Regions from separate parts of the Mus musculus genome. Here region 1 is linked to region 2. A link is a loop called in an ENCODE intact Hi-C map of the cell type or tissue named here. Cell type or tissue: heart. All regions are shown on one strand. Each heading gives the region's core, and the rest is flanking DNA. Links, peaks and the distances in the headings are about the cores only.

Region 1 (8,365 bases), core at 189-8,188, 46 kb after region 2:
ACTCGCTACACTGTATCACGGACACCTGGTTTCTTAGCTGCCTGGTGTCTCAAACCAATTTGCTCCATTCACCACTGTAACCTTACTTGCTATTTTGTGGTTGTTGGTTGCCATTACAATAAGCCAGTTCCCATCAGCGGAGAACAGAGCAGCATGTCCAAAGGCTAAGGACTTACAGCCATGGCTGGTGGGTATGGTCTGGAGCCTTCTCTGGGATTATTCCTTAACACCCATTTGTGAAGACCCATCTGTCAAGTTGCTGTAAAAGCCGAGACCATCAAAAGTCAGGGAGTTTGTGCCACCTTAGGAGTTCCCAGGAAGAGAAGGTCCTGATGGCTGAGAGACAAGTCACACAAAGGATTATGGCTGTGGCCATCTTTGATCCTGTTTACTGTCCCTCTCAGCACTGAGTAATTCCAGCCAGAGGAAACTGGCGAGCCCCAGTTGCTGGAGCAGAGACAGCCTTTCTCAGGGGTGACCAATGTTTTCACCAGCACAATGAGAAGCCAGCATCTACAAAAGTTCTGGGCTGCCTTCATAGGTGTCCTGGAATGCATACAGCCTGCAGGTTGTAGGCTGTACATGGAACCAGTCAGGGCACTCAAACCAGGGGAATGATCAATTCTGAAGCCTTCATCATCTAAGCTACAAATATATACATACCCATTCTAAAGGAAGATATTGGTTAGGACTACTAGGGAGTTGCATCAGAGAACCTGTCTATGTGTGGAGGAATCTCATCTGTGTCCAAACACTGTCAGTGAGTCCCACCTGCTCTATTCCCTGCAGCCGAATGAATGTCTGTATCCATGTGCATGCCACCTTCCTTGTCTACTCTGACCGTAAAGGCAAGGCAGAGGCAGTCCGTTCTGCAGGGGAGGATGGTGATTCTGTGTGCAGTAATCTCCATTTACTTCTGTCCTGCTAGAATATCAGCACTGGCACTGCTCTTATGTCCCCAGGGGCATGTGGCTATGCTGCACAAGCCAAGGCACTGTGACTGGCTCGGAACAGGAACCAGTCCTTGTACTCTAGTCGGTCAGGAAGGATTTCTCCCCATCCATCAAACACTAAATCACAGAGTGAGCAGTCTACAACCAAAGGAGGGGCTGCACACAGAAGAGATTGGGGCACACAGACGGACGCTGCTCATGTCCCACTTCTAGTGGTGGAGGAAAAGCAAACCCCAAACCCAAGTACCACTCGCAAGCAGGAAACAGCTTGTAGCTGGGGCCCGACTGCACTGTACTTCCTGAGCTCTGTGGAGGGACGGGTCCTGCACTGTAAAGGCAGCTTTGCCACTATCTCCTCCCCCTCCACACCCCCGGTAAAGACTGTGCTATGACAGCTCCAAAAAAAAGTTTTTTTTAAAAAAGCCATTAGAAGAATATGTGACCTTAAGAGAGCAAGAGCCGAGCCAGGCCAAGTATTTGGAAGCTTCCAGGTATTTGCTACACAGGGATCCCAACTAAGAGTGAGAGTAGGCCTGACCACTGCTCTCTGTCTCCTCTCTTGCTCAAATCCCTTTGGGGGTTCCTGGCTGCTCTTAGGATCAGCTGTGGTTCTGATGGGATTCCGTGGAGTATCCCCTGTCCTCGCCTGACCCTGCTACCCTGAGCCTCTAGCTTTCCCTCACAGGTTATCTTCTACAACTGGCACACGTGGTTTCTCCGGCCTCGGTCACGTGCCCCCATCTGTCCTGCTTTGGCCAGCAAACTCCCCCCCTTGATCTTTCCAAGGCAGATGGAGCTCAACCCCACTTACACAACTGTCCCTCCTCTACTGATGTCCAGCCGGCTCTCCAGGGCAGGGCCTGGCATTTCTTGCTCATGATTATTTCCTAACCCCGACATAATCACCTTTGGGGACATACTAGTAAGACACCAACCAGGCAGGGCTGCTCTCAGCAAGCAAGTTATAGGACTCTTTGGAATGAAGAGTTGGCCCACTTAGCTGCACTTACAGGAGCTGTAGCAGGAGCCCCCGCCCCTAAGCCTACAGAACGAAGGTGGTGGGTTTAACAGGTAAGGGTCCACCTCAGCCCCACCCCTTCCCATTTCATATTTCATTAATGGGCTCTGAAAAGCCCATCAAAAGCCAAAGGCTACTGCAAACCTCTGAACATCACATACAGATTAGTAGTTTCTCTCTTTAAATAAATCTTTCATCGACTTGGGGCACCATCAGCTCCAAGCTTGTCCCTAGGGGAGGCAGAAATGGCTTTCTAGGACCTGAGAAAATGGCAGACTGAACTGTACCACTCCCTAAAGCTGGCCCACGTAGTAGAAAGTAAGCCAGTAAGGAAGTTATCATATGTGAATTTCCAGACCAATCTCAGTGTGATACAGTGTGAGCTCTCCCTTCCTGGTGAAAACTATGACCTAGCTCGTAGCAAAATGAGAAAGAGGGAAAGTTTAAAATCTCGGGAGACTCCTCATCCTTAAGGGGAAAAAATCCCCACAAGTTGAAAAGGTTGATCGAGTCAGAGGTTGTGTGTAAGCCCAGTTGCTGTTGCTCAATTGGTCAATTGTGGACAAGCTGTAGTAACTCCAGTAGCGAGTATGAGGGTGTCCATTTCAGAACTAACCGCAACTTTGACTGCACACCTTAAGGTGAACCTACAGGAAATTTAGTTGGGTTTGGACTTTTGTCTTCCACTCCAGCACAGACTTTCAAAACTGGGACTCCATGCTGCAGTGTCTACAAACAAAACACTTCCTCTCTTTTAACAGTAAAACCTCAAACCACAGAGGTGTCAGCAAGAGGGAAACCGAAGAGGAGAACCCCTCTAATTGTCTATTCTTCTAAGCTGTTTTATTAGATCGTTAAAATCTTACAAAGACTTCATAATGATTGTAATTGTTGGAGACGAGATCTGCCTCAACTGCTTGTTCAAAAGTTACACCGTCAAACCTAGAAAACACTTTCCCCTGCATTTCTTCAAAGACTCTTTCAAGCAATCTTCTGCCCAGCAGTGAGATATCGGTGGTCTCTGCAGGAGTGGGCGCTGGGCTCAGCATCTTGCACACCTGTTGTCAGGTGACACCGTCAGCAGCATCCCGCGCCTCCCATCTCTACTCACCCCACCCCCAGAGACTCTCAGCTGTCCCTCTGCGCGCGGGGAGCCTCCAGTCTTCCAGAGTCACCTTAAAAATAACACCTCCCCAGCACAAAGCAAACAAAAGGCGAGCGAGAGCCGCGGGGCTTCCATAGCTCCTCTCCAGCCCGCCCCGGCCTGGGATTCCGTCCGCGAGTGGTCCCCAGGCCTCGCCTGCTCAGGCCTCGCGGCGGGTGCCCCACCAGCCGGCCTCACAACGGCCTGTGGCTCGCGCCCCACTTTATTGTGCCCGGGAGGGCACGCGCGGGCCGGCGGCGCACGAGCAAGTAAACTCTGAGCACAGCAGCTCCGGGCCCGGGCGGAACGGCTGGTCACGGCCTCCGGGCCTCGGTGCCCTCGGGCCCACGCCATCCCTGGCTCTCCCTCCCGGGCAGAGGGGGAGACCCGATCAGCCCCTTGCCCACAAAGCGCCCCGGCGGGGGTAGGGGTGCGTCTCCGAGCGAAGTTGGTTTCCGGGTTTGCTTTCCGAACAAAACCATCCGGACCCGCACGCTGCCCCGGGCAGGGCCTTGGCGGACTCCGGGCGGCCCGAGGTCCGAGGGTAACCGCCGGAGCTTCCCGGGCGCCAGGCAGTGCCCCGCGCGCGGCAGCAGTCGGGCGCGCGGGGCCCAGACGGGGCGGACCGGCAGCCTGCGGCTCCGAGGCCCGCGCGGCACTTACCGGGCGGCTGCACGGTGAGGGGCCCGAGGCCGGTCGGCCGCTTGCGCCGGTCCGCTCCGCACTCCTGCCTGGCCGCCCACGCCTCCTCGCTTCCCGCCCGCGCGTCCCGCGCTCGCGCCCTCCGCCCGGCTCCGCTGGAACCAGTGAACTGGAACCACTCGCGGCGGCCCCGGGATTCCCACAATGCACAGCGCGCCGCTCGTCACATCCCTTCCCGGCCTCGCGCGTCCGGCCACCCCTCCCCGCGCCACTCGGCGCCCCGGCCTTGACCCCGGCCTGCCTCGGGCCGCGGACGCCAACGACGCCAGCCTCGGTTGTACCCAGGCCTTGGTGCTCTGCGCCGCCCCCCCCCCCCGCCCCCAGGCATCGGTCTGCGCGCGGGAGCTGCAGGGGTCCGGCCTCAGAAAGGTGCCTGTAGGTAGCGCGGCTCTGCAAGCGTCTGCTGTGAGCACCTACTGTGTGTCTGGTGTCCCCTTGTCCCCAGTAGCCTCGTCCACAAAGAGGGAGGGTAGAACAATTGCTGTGACCAGGGATCTTCTTCTGCCCGGTCAGCACCAACTCCGCGCCTCAATCCAGCCTCCTGACTTTTTAAATACAAGGCAGCTGTGTGCCCCAAGATCAGCTACCGTAGCTCAACTCCCTTGATCAGTGGGATTCTACAGAGCTGGCCTCAAAGTCTGGTCTTGCTTTGCTCGTGGAATCGGTTAGCTACCTCCACCAAGCAAACGTTTGTTGACTACTGGCTCCAAGTGGAGACTTACTGATTTAAACAGTTGATACTTTTATTACATATTAAGGTGGTGGGGTGGGTGTCAGCCAGAGAAAGGGCAGCAACATCTATCCACAAAACTAAAGACTCTCCTTCAGGCCCAGGCTACACTAGAATATTAGCAGGTTTTTGGTTTGTGACCCTTTAACAGCTGGGCCATCTCTCCAACCCTAGCGCATTTTATAGACACAAAAAGCATTGTCTAAAGCCCCTGGCCCATGCATTCATTATTTCAAGTAAATATCTGGGACATTCTGCACACCATGCATAAACTTGAGTGTAGTTGTGAAATGGTGAACAGAACTGGCAACTCCCACCCCACCCCACTCCACCCTACCCCCATCCCGCTTTCCTGGAGCTTACAGTCTGGTGGGAAAAGAAAGGCAAGAGACAAAGGAATCACACATTACAGAGTATAAATTCTCAGAGGAAACAAGGTAGGAAAAAAAAATCCTAGGAAAGGTAAGCAGGGGTGTATTTGGTAGTCTTGAGGCTGAAGAGATGGATGGCTCCGTGTATAACAGCACTTCGTGCTCTTGCAGAGGGCCAGGATTCTGTTCCCAGGATTCATTTGTGTGGTCCTGATAACTCCACTGGGGGGGGGGGGGGGGCTCCAGTGCACTCTTCTGACATCCATGAATATCAGGCACCACGGGGTGCACATACACACAAGTAGGCAAAACACTCAAACACACAGAATAAAGTAAGTCCATCTAACCTTTTAAAAAGAGCGAGTTTCAGTAAGAAAGAAACATTTCTGGAAAGGCCTGAGGGAGTAGAGGGAGCAAGCAAGCCATGGAACGGGTACTGAGGAGGAGTACTCCAAACATGAAACTCCAAAACTATTATGGGCTGGAGTATGAAAATGAAGTCCAGAAAATGGAGGGGAAATGGCTGGACTTCTTGTCACTGTAGCAAATTAAAGGAACAATTTAAAAGAGAAATGTTTTTATTTTTGACTAAGTTTCAGGTTTTAACCCATAGTCCATGGCTCTAATGACTAGGCCATATTGGAGAGCAGAGCATCAAAATGGCAGAGTGACAGAGGCTACTCACCTCATGGCAAACAGGAAGCTAAGGGAGGGAGTCAGGACAATATATACTCCAGTGATGGACCCTCTGTAACCTAACTCCTCCCACTAGGGCTCGCATCCTAAAGTTTCCAAGATGTCCTCAAGTAGTGTAACCAGCTAAAGACCATGTCTTCAGTGAACTTGAGGTAAAGGTGGGCATTTCATTTTCGAGCCATGATATCTGCTCGTGGGTCCTAAAGGCTCAGGATCATCTCAAGAGTTTCAGTGGTCTTGGTTATTTTCAACGTTGTTCAAACTTTCAAGTCTAAAACCTTGAGACTCCAGGCAAACTCTTTCAACTGTGAGCCCCTAGAGCTTCCTGATGCTGTGACCCTTTAATATGGTTCCTCATGTTGTGGTGACCCCCCCCCCATTCCCAACCATAACATGAGTCTCATTGCTACTTCACAACTGCAAGTTTTCTACTGCTATGAGTCATAGTGCAAATATCTGACACTCAGGATGGCTGATAGGTGAACCCTGGGAAAGGGTCATTTGACTCCCAAGGGAGTCATGACCCTCAGGTTCAGAAGCATCGCCCTATAGAATTGAAAAGCCACTTACATACTTCTAACATGCAATGGCTTGGAACAAACTCTCCCGTTCTGAACAGGGAGAGGGGGAGCATTGAAAGGAGGGATGAAACAAAGAAAGACTGGAACTTACTATGTCTGGGATCCGGGACAAGGTGAGTTGCTCACTGTAAACCTGGCTAAAAGCATCAAGTGACAGCCATGCCACACTTCTATACTACAGTGAGTCCTCCTCCATCAGATTTGTTAATTGTTTAAACTCATTCCCCTATGTCTCAGGATACAGACAACATGTCATAAACATGGGCTCAGTCTCCTGTGAAGTCATTGTTCTCAACTGAAAGCTCACAGGCACAGTGTGTACTGTCCACATTCCTTTCCATTCTGGTCTTCTGCGCTCCTATCAGAACCATCTCTTCAGTTCTGCTCACAGGGCTGGACAGTTGGTTCAGTGATTAAGAGCACTTGCTGTTCTTTCGAAGGACCCGGGTTCAATTCCCAGCAACCCACCAGGAGGCTCAGTACTTCCTCAGGCACCAGGCATGCATGTGGTACACAGGCACACGTGCAGGCAGAGCACTCATATGAATAAAATGAACTTTTAAAAGATTTAAATTCTGCTTCCGAAATTCTAGGACTTGTCCAACCCAACATCACCAAACTCTTTATAATTCCTCTCACAGGCCAGGTGGAAAGACATCTAAACCACATAGTATTTCTCATATACTACTGTCCCAGCTTGGTCATAGCTTTATTGTTATTATTATCATTATTATTATTGCCAAATAACTGAAAGAAGCAAATCAAGAGAGGAAAGCTTTATCCAGACTTACAATCCCAGAGCATCACAGCAGGCGTGCATGATGGCGCCCCTCACATCACAGTGCCTGTGATGCAGAGAGACTATGAGCTCCTTCTGGCTTTCTCCTCCCCTTTTTAGTCCCAGCCTGTGGTACGGTGCCACCCAGATTCATGGCAGATCTTCCTTGTTAATTATTCCTCTCAAAGAAATACTTTACTAATTTGGATGCCTCTTAATCTATTAGAATTTGCCATCAAGATAAGCTGTCCTGGGGACTTGACAGGGGGACAGCTGGAGAGATGAAAATGCTTTGAATTCTGAGACACAGTGCTCAAGGCACAGGGGTAGGGAGTTTAAGGGAAGCCACATGCTGACCTCTGAGTCCCTGGGCAAGTGAAGCTGGAGCCTGCAGTCTCCTTGTACCATCTTCAGCCCTGGGCCTCCAGTATGCTATCCACACAGACTACAGTAAGAATACAGTAGTGCTCTTGTTCTAGTAAATACAACAAGGCTCCCCTCCATCTCTGCCTTCACCTCACACTCTGCTCTGACCCTCCTTCTCAGAGACCTGTTCTCTTCCCCGGCTGGCTCAGGGACACACACCAGCTCCTCCTCTTAATTTTTAAAGACTGTGATTCTTTTTTGTTTTTTCCAACTGCAAGATAAATATGTGCTCATAGTGGAAACTAGAAAAGTTAAAATGCTCGAAAAGTTAAAAGTAATAGCCACTGTAAGCACTCCCTGGGAAAGAGTGCTCCTCTTTGAGTGAGGGGCAGTTTGTGGAGTGAGACTGGCTTCCTAAATCTGCTTCCTATTACAAGTGTATGATTTCCATACCAGTGCTCAGCACCTGCATTTAAACTTAATGGTCCTTCGTGAGCATTTTACCAGCGAGTTTTCCTACAGTCACAGCTCTCAAACTATTTGGATTCAGAACCCCTTGGCACTCTTAAAAATTACGGACAACCCTGAAGAGTTCTTGTTATGTGAATATATACATTCACTAGTGAGGTCTAAGGATATAGCTCAGCGATAGAGACCTCACTTAGCAAGTGCATGGCCCAACATTCAAGCCCTTGCTCTCCCCCCTCCTAAATACCATTAGAAACTAAAACTGAGAAAATACTCAATGAAGTGTTCATTGAAAAATGTTAGTGTTAGCATTTCCTCCAGGCTCCTTCCAACGCTTACATAGCAGAGGCCAGGTACAGGTCTGGTTTGCTATAAAAAGAACTGTCTGCTCTCTCTCTCTCTCTCTCTCTCTCTCTCTCTCTCTCTACCTCTCCCCCTCTCCCCCTCTCCCCCTCTCCCTCTCTCCCTCTTTCTCCCTCTCTCTCTCCCTCTTGCTCTTTCTCCTTCCTCCTTCCCTCTCTTTCTCTCTCTCTGTCCTCTCTCTCTCCCCCCTCATCT
Region 2 (8,365 bases), core at 139-8,138:
AGGAAAAGGAGTGTGGGGTCCAAACCAACCAAGTTCATGAGTCTAGCCTGCCTTTAACCCATCTGAGGAGGGCACGGATAGTCCGTCGGCTACTGCGTAAGGCTCAGATTCTCTGTCAAATCTATTCTTAGGTGAGAACTGGGCAGTCTGAAAGTGAGATATCAAGCATTTCCTAAGAAGAATGCGCTGCTTTATAACTGAAGGTGTTTTAGCTTAGGAGGAGTGTTTACTTTAAACTTTTTTACTTATAATTAAATGCTGCTTTAATTAGAAGTGAGATTGCAAGCTAAGAATACACTTAATGCATTTCTCAACCTTACAAACTAAACCCTAGGTCGCAGGCAATCAACCCAGTCAGGACTTGACTCCTACACACACATATGTATGCACATGTTCATGTAGACACACGTGTACTTTTTAACAAGAAACAGGCCCATTTTCAACCATGTTGTCAACACTCTTAATATAAGGAAGGCTCTTGCATTTTAGGCTCAACCTCAGGGTTAATCGTAAAGCAATCTGCTGATTGGCCCCCAAGCGTAACCATGTGTTACTCCCATGAGAACGAGAACATTATTTCATGCTCAGAAAGCAGGCATAAGTATCAGTGTTCAAAACAGCCTAAGCAAAGCTTTAGGCTTGGACAAACGTCAGGCTCAGCCTGTGGTCTATTTCACTGTTAGAAAGAACTGTTGATGGGCAGAAGTTAATCACTGGGCTAGGCATTCCTGCACTCGGATCCCTTCTTCCAGCAGTCAGGACTCAGGAATTCACACGGAAAATGCAAAGTGCAGCCGGTTCTCCCTAGCCTCCTCCTTCCCCTTCTCCCAAATCAGAGTGGGAGCTGGAGGCGACCGAGGCCATACATGAATCTGGATGATTACTGTTTTGGGATTGGAACAGGTTTCTGAGGCCAGTACTAGTTTGGACTGGATCTCTAGGCAGAGAAAGCAGAGGTGGGCTTTGGAAGACTGGGTTCCCGCTTGGTGCTTGGTCTTTCCTCCTACTGAGGTTTCTAGCCGTGACCCGGATGTGGGGGATCCCACTCTGCGGCTCACACTGCTTATGAGCCACAGAAGAGAGCAATCTCTGTGTGCATCAGGGTAAGGTGTCAGCACTGTCATTACCCGGTCTGGAGAGGACTGGGCTCTCTGTGGGGGCCACAGCTTGCTCACGTCACAGCTGGCTATAACCCTGTCTCAAAACTTCTATCTCTTCCCACATGGCCACTCTGCTAAACAGGAGCCTTTCACCCCACCAGCAGCTCCCAGGGCCTGACTGAGATATGTACGTTGCCCAGGGAGCTTCACAGATCCCCCTCCATCCACTGCCCTGGATGAAGGCTGAGCCTACTGTCTTAGGAGGGGGTTTAATTGCTTGCAGCCTGGTTTCATTACTGCCCACTTCCATCACGTCTGAAACCCAAAGGGTTCAGGAGTCATCAGCCCACATCGCAGTGTCCGAGGCAACTGTGACAGCAGGCTCTGACAGTGACACTTTGCCACACTGGGCATTAGGCCTAAGCAATCTGTACCCAGAGCACAGGACTCCTCACCTCATCCTGGGAGAATACAGTCTTGGGAGCTGGCTAGGAATGTCATCGTTCTCTCTGGAACACTGCTCAGGCTCAGCATGGCTATGTCAAGCCACAGTGAGGCCCAACAGCAGCATGGCCTGGGATTAGACACCAAGGTACACTGCCCATTCTTCACACACGCCTCATTATCAAGTAGAGAAACTGAGGCATGGAGGAATTACATGTCTTGGCCAGGCCCAATAACCAGTAGATAGTGAGGCTAAGATTCAGGTCCCTCCTAGCCAGGGAATGCCTCCTTGTGACATAACCCCTCAGGGTAGTGCCAAGTACCAAACCCACACAGCAGATCTGCAACTCCAGGACTCAGCATCCTGCCTCTGCATACCTCAGTGGCACGCAGCAGCTGAGCACATTGGACTCAAAGCGGGCACCAGCTGCCAGGGGAGACCCAAGTGCTTCCTGTGTCTAGGACAGTGTTCCTCAAGTGCTGTTTATAAAATAAACACCTTCAATCTGACTGAAACCTCACACGTGGGGACACATTTAGAAAGGGTACCCCTTAACGTGTGTCTGTGGACACGCCCCTGACATGGGGAAAGCTGGGTGGGCACAGAGCCTGTAACTGACACCTCGGGGAACCCAGTCTGCAACAAAGCCGCACCTCACCTCACCTCACCAGGCAGAGAAAGAAATGTGTGGCTGCTGAGCCAGTTTCCAAACCAGAAGTGCCCGAGGGGGCCGCTGCGGGAAGCACAGGGCTGACGGCCAGCTGTACCTCTCCAGTTCACAACCCAGGGATGAAGGTCCTGGGAAGGTCAGGACGGCTGGAAGCGTGACATGAATGCAGCCTGCGTAGCTGTCAGAGGATCAAGCTGTCTGCGCGGCCGGCTGAGCATGCACACACACACTCGGCAGCACCCAGCTCGCATTACCTACTTCACCACCGGTGTAGAAGTCAGTGTTTGTCGGGTGAACGACAGCATCACTGTCGATCGAGGCAATGTCAGCCTGAACAACTTGCAACTATAACAGGTAAACAGATGTACATCAACTGTGTTGGACCGAGACCCACACACAGGCACATTTACTAAGGCCCCAGTGGCAGGGCTGGCCTACCTGGTCGATTCCAACATATGAGCCCAGGGGGCAATCAGTCCACGCAGTGTGCGCACGTGTGGGTGGGGGTGAGGACGGGAGGAGGAATATCAAATGTGACATGTTTAAATTAAACATTGGAAGGACAAGTCCAAAAAAAAAAAAAAGAAAGAAAGAAAGAAAAGAAAACAGAAAAAGAGAAACACACATATGAGATCATTTCCGAAGATTAAAAGAAATAAAACAACGAATGCCCCCGCTTCACCCTGCAGAAGCCTGAACAACACTGGCACCCCACGCATGGGGAGGCTACAAAAACATGGCATCTGCTTTGAAAAGAACGTGGACTGTCAGGCCAACCGCAACAATGAGTTTCTCCATTCGTCTGCAGCAGCCAACGTGGAGGCTTTGGTTTCTATTGCTTTTTGTTTCCCTTCAAATGACAGCCGAGGAACCAGCATAGGGCGTATCAGTTCTGCGAGTGGGTGGAAGGGTTTCTCCAGGCTTTTCTCTTTTCTACACTTTGGACAGAGCTGCTGCCATTTATAGCCTCTGCCCTTTTGCTTTACGGACGGCCACTGGTTAAAGCAGGCGGGAAACAAATCCCAACCGGGTACTTCTGAGCTCCGGTCTGTTTCTGGCACGCTGCTGTGGCCTGTCTGTGTGGGTGGGAGTGGGCTCCTGGAGGGGAGCCCCGTCGTAGTTAGGACAAGAGCGGCTGCAGTCCAGGGCAGAAGGCATGCAGAATATACCGTGGTCTGGGTTTAAGACCCTGCCCCCAGAGGCATACGGCAAGCCTGTGTGCTCTGGCAAGGCTGTGTCCCACCACATGGTTAGGGAAGGCTGATGGACAGGAGCTGGTCCATGATCAATGATGTCCAGCTCCGTGCTCTGAAACCTAGCTCGCCTCCCTCCATACACATGGAGTGCCGTTCTAACCAAAGGGTGAATGGAGAAACTGTTGTTTTGTTGTTACCTGACTTTTTCAGCTTAAAAAGAAATAAAGGAAAAGGAAAAGAAAAAAAAAAAACCACACATACACATTTTAAAATCCCCCCCCCCAAGAAACCAGCAGTCAGTCTGATCATTATGGAAGAGAATTTAGATGGTGACGTGTCTGCAATGCAGGGGAAGGGGTCAATCACATTGATGAGATGTAAGCGACCGTCTCCATTTGGAGTGGTCTAGAGTGAGTCAATGCTCAGGGTCTACAATCAAATGTCAACCGAGGACTGGAGGTCTGCCTTGACCACGCCTGAGTCTAGGCAGACAGAGAGCCTAAATTCTGGGTTCCACAAATTCTCATCTGACAGCTGGTGGTGCCAAACCCCATCCCCAATTACCTAGGTCATCTTTAAGGTCAATGTCAGCATTGGTAGGATTGATTATGGCCTCCACCTCAAAGCCGGCTAAATTACTGATTTCACTGTGAATAAGGTTCAGCTGAAAAGAGAAGCATGAGGTGGGAAATAACAGGAGAGCCGGCAAGGTGCAGAGGGCAGGGCGTGGGCGGGGTGTGGGCAAGGGCGAGGCGGCGGGCACTCGCAGTGCACAGGGCACAGAGGAGAGAAGGAAGAGAGAAACCGGGAGCCGCCGGCTAGTGTGGGTCTACTTCAAACAGAAGACTCCCGTGCCATGGGGCGCTGAGGGGAAGCGAGCTAGGTGGGCGCTCGGAACCCGCAGATGCTGCTTAGGGTGAAAGGGCACAAGCCACCCTGGCCTGGAATAGAAAGATGGTGGTTCTCCTTTAGAGGAACTTCATAGTGACAGGACCCAGAAGCAAGATGCTCAGGGGTGCGGGTGAGGGGGGCCCTAGGGCAATAGAGGAGAAATGCTAGCTGGCTATGTGGACACCTGCAAGGTGCCATTGTTCTGCGAGTGTGTAGCTCTTGGAGACTATTCTCACTGGTGACCCTCCCTGTTACCATCTTGGTCAGGAGTAACAAAGAGTGAGAACTACCTGTTCCTGGAACACTTGACTTTATACGCCTGCTACTCGCATGATGCTGGAGTTCTGGTGATACCCGGGAAGACACCCAAGCAGGAAGACTCCCTCAGTAGCCTGTAGTGATGTAGCCTATAGCCTGTAGATGGCTGGCTTGCAAATACCTTGAGTTGTGTCTGCCCAATCAACTGGGTCTTTCTGAAGGGTCACTAGCCTTTCTCCACCTGTTGCTCTGTTGCCCTGGCAAGCCTTGGTTACTAATGAGGAGCAGCAGGTGCTGGCTTCTGCTGCCCTGGCCCTGCCGCACTCCCTCCTTTTCTTTTGGTTCAGGTGTGGCTAGACTTGCACCTTCACAATCTCTGTCTGGTCAAGGTGCTCCTTCTTCAGTGACATCAATAGTGCCCTAAGCAGCCCACAGACCTAGGCCTGAGCCTGCAGGGGGCAGCACGGCTGAGTCCTTGTTCTGGCCTGGGGTAGAGTGGTGGAATACAGGACAGCTCCTGGCAACTAAGCCCCAAGGGGCTGAACTTCTGGAGCCATTTTGGGATAAAGAAAAAAACTGGTAAATTATATGCAAGGGAAATGCACCCCCAAACTTCTGGTCCTAAAAAGCTGCTAGATCTTCAGAGTCTAAAGGTACTTTAGACTAAGAGTCCTTCCTTGGGAGAAAGCAATGGTAGAAATGAATGTGGTCATTTGGCCAATGAAAGATTCAAAGACAGAATAAAGGCCAGAATTCTGCGCATGGGCTTCCTCCTCTTAGCGCCCGGTGGTGATTAGGGGTCTCTCACAAGCCTAACAGGCTTCTGCATCTAGCTGCCTCCCCATCAGGGGCTCCTGACCCAAGAGGCAGGGGCACTGGAGAGCACAGGCCCTGGCTGTGCCTTCCTGCTGGGAGGAGGTGAGGGCAGGGTGGGCTCCCAAGGACCAGAAAAACAAACAAGAAACTCACACTCTGTGAAAAGGCAAGAGGTTGGTGAGGGAGGGAGGGAGGGAGGCAGAGGAGGAAGTGGAAAAGAGAGCCTCTGGTGGTGCAACATGGGCGAGCACTCATCTAAGTGTCTACAGGATGAGATGCTGAAAAGTCATGCAGGGTCAACCCTTCAAACTCTTTCTCACTGTACGGGCACGTCTGGGAAATGTATTCTCCAGCTGATTCCACCAGCCAGGAGGCATCCTCCGACCCTCGGTGGCCTGCGACACCTCGGTCCAGGGGAGTGGGCTCTAGGGAAACTGGAATGCCCTGCCTTTGCTGGACAGAGGCAGGAAGCAGCTGCAGACAGAGCTCGGCTACTTGGAGAACTCTTAGTCCTTCCTGGCCTTCCCGTCATTCCTTCTGGCCACCAGTGGCGAGCATTCTTAGATGCAAGGACCACAGCATCTCAGGAGGCCTGCTGCTTAGCACTGGTACTAGTTCAGCCAATGGAGGGCTGTCAGTCTCTCTCACCACCATGTAAGCATGAGGCTAATATTGGATTGTCCATCATGCTTGTACACCAATGTTGAGAACATGGCACTGGGTTGGCTATAAGTCTGTGCTGCTCTTATAGAATATACACAAGTATGAAAAGATTGAGAATCCTCTGGTCTACAGAGTGTGTGACAGCGACTAGTGGGGAGAGGACTGGGCCAGTCTTTGTAAAGAAGAATGGATAGCTAACTTGGCTAGGGCACGCTGAACCAATGGCAAAGGTCAGTAGTGAGGTAGAAAAAGACCATGGGCAAGAGAAGAAAACCCCTGACTACAGGGCACACGGGCTACATGGGCACAGCCTTCGAAAGGACCAATCTAGTAATCCACAAGTGAACCGCGAGGTTCTGGGCCAAAACAGAAGTCGGTTGGTGTCGGTCACCTCTTAGCCAAAGAGCATTCAACCACACACAGTGTATGGCAGAGGAAAGGGACGTGAATCACAAATCAGACGGCCAGAAATTGTGAAAATTCCCAATAGTCTGATTTTCTGGGAAGGAGAAAGATCTTTAGTGGTTTCAATGTTTGAGTAAAGTGATTACATCTTTGTCATCTTGTGGGAAGATTAAAACCTTCAGTTTTATACCACAGCATGGGAACTTTAGTGCAGCTGTGAGTCCTGTTGGCTGCTGCAGGAACACACCACTGGGGCATTGCCAATAAGAGAGCAAGAGTGTGTCCCTTTGGCGACAGCTGGAAGAAAGGGACTTATCCCAGAAAACTGCAAGGTCCTTCCCCTGCCAGCAACCTATCACCCTGATCTCACCCCTGTGGTGGCCTGTCTCTGACACCTGCTATATACTCAGGCCACCTAGGTTGGTCACGTCCTATTTAGCAATGAACATCAAACACCATTAGATGCAACTCTTGAGCTGCAGGGAACATCTTCTCTCTCTTAGAGTGGGACTAAAGGAGACAGATGCCAGGTTCAGTAACTGGGTCTTGGCCAAGCTAGCATTCCAGCAGCGTGACGCGGGTCCAGCCTTACTGGGGTGGGGGAGGGGGAGAGTGTCTGGAACTATGGCAAGAGGAAAGTGGCCTGGTTCTACTACCTTGACCTGACACTGTTGGCTAAAGGAAATAGTACAATCCCCTTTAAAATCGGGCTAGAAATTAAATTTTAAGACATGTGAGTGAGTATTGAAGATTTTCTTAATGGCATATTGGGCCTAACTGTCAAACTCTGGTGCCATTCATGACAACGAAGAGGGATGCCTGTGCTGGTCTCACTTTCCTGTGTTACCTACATCAAGTGGATTATTTTCCTGGCCTCAAAGTCCACTTCCCTGCTAAAGGGAATGGGGAAGGGAGTTGCCTTCAGCAGAGCTCTTCCTAGACACCTCATGAGGTCCATCTTTCCCAGGAGCCACAGCAGGCCACTCCTGTCTTCACATCTGTGCTAGGCTGTGCCTATGCCACATGTTCCTAGTGTAATTTTTCCCAGAGCCTTTGGCCATCATATGGTAAGCTTCTGGGCAAACAGTGCCTTAGAAAGACAAGGCTAACCAGAAGCCGCCCGAGGCCAGGATGGCGCCACATAGTATGACTGCATTCCCTGTGCTAGTTCAGAAGCTGGGCAGCACTTTGCATGGACGGATGGGGTTGCTAGTTCCCTCTCTTTTGCCAACTTCTCACCCTCAGAAGTGGCATGGGTCAAAAGGAATCCCTGCTACCATGATCCTGATCATTTGGGAGGTTTGGAGACTCAATTCTGCCCTCCCTAACCTGCTTTCCCAACTGCTTCAAATATTCTACCGAGGGACAAACCTTCACTGCTGACAGAGCCTTGGATGCACACACTGCCAGTGGTTTGCTGTTGTTGCTGTGGGGCTTTCTGTTTGCTTGTTTTTAATAAACCATGAGGTTTTAAAAGGGCCTAGGAAAAGCCACACATCTCAGTGCAACCACAAGGCAAAAAACAATGTGTGTGAACATGGAAATCACAGAGTAATGAGGGGGTTGCCCCTGAGACTTCAGTCTGAAATGCATCATTAACAATAACAATTAGAGCCCAGGCTCCTAAGCCCAGGGCTGGCCCTCCTGCAAGTAGCTTAGCAACCAGCTCTGGCCCCAGCATCACATTTCTCTGCCAGCTTGCTTGCTGTACTTAAGGATTGCTTTCGCTGTCAGCCTGGAAAGGAGGTGCACAGAGTAGGGTGCCACAGCCGTCCCTTCTAAAGTACACTTTCAGAAATGTTCTCTAAAACTCAAGCCAAAATTAGTGTCCGAGCCAGGCTTCCAGTATGCCTGTGACACTTGTGATTGTTTTATGACTTCTGCCCCCTCAGCACTATACACTAAACTTGTCTCCTGACCG

Evidence for each region. A loop is a pair of places that touch in the nucleus more often than their neighbours do. Peaks named below come from ENCODE experiments on the same cell type or tissue, not always from the same donor. Only the 100,000 strongest peaks of a DNase experiment are listed, where the experiment ranks them.
Region 1: it touches region 2 in a loop (1.9-fold over the local background); 4 of 42 quality-filtered maps call a loop at or near these places.

The regions. Positions count from the first base shown.
Region 1 is chr13:56,131,568-56,139,932 of GRCm38, forward strand. It overlaps Macroh2a1 (macroH2A.1 histone), which reads right to left and starts at 3,983. Exons shown (of 9, transcript NM_001159513.1): 1 at 3,779-3,983. In heart, for the core only: no CTCF peak of the experiment used is centred there; DNase peaks (open chromatin) are centred at 1,574, 3,434 and 3,974; H3K4me3 peaks cover 2,939 bases; H3K27ac peaks cover 2,641 bases.
Region 2 is chr13:56,085,783-56,094,147 of GRCm38, forward strand. It overlaps Macroh2a1 (macroH2A.1 histone), which reads right to left. Exons shown (of 9, transcript NM_001159513.1): 6 at 3,976-4,075. Among named protein-coding and RNA genes, the nearest start is that of Gm31485, 31 kb to the right of the region's middle. In heart, for the core only: a CTCF peak has its summit at 5,013 (motif pointing right); DNase peaks (open chromatin) are centred at 2,289 and 6,989; H3K27ac peaks cover 2,535 bases.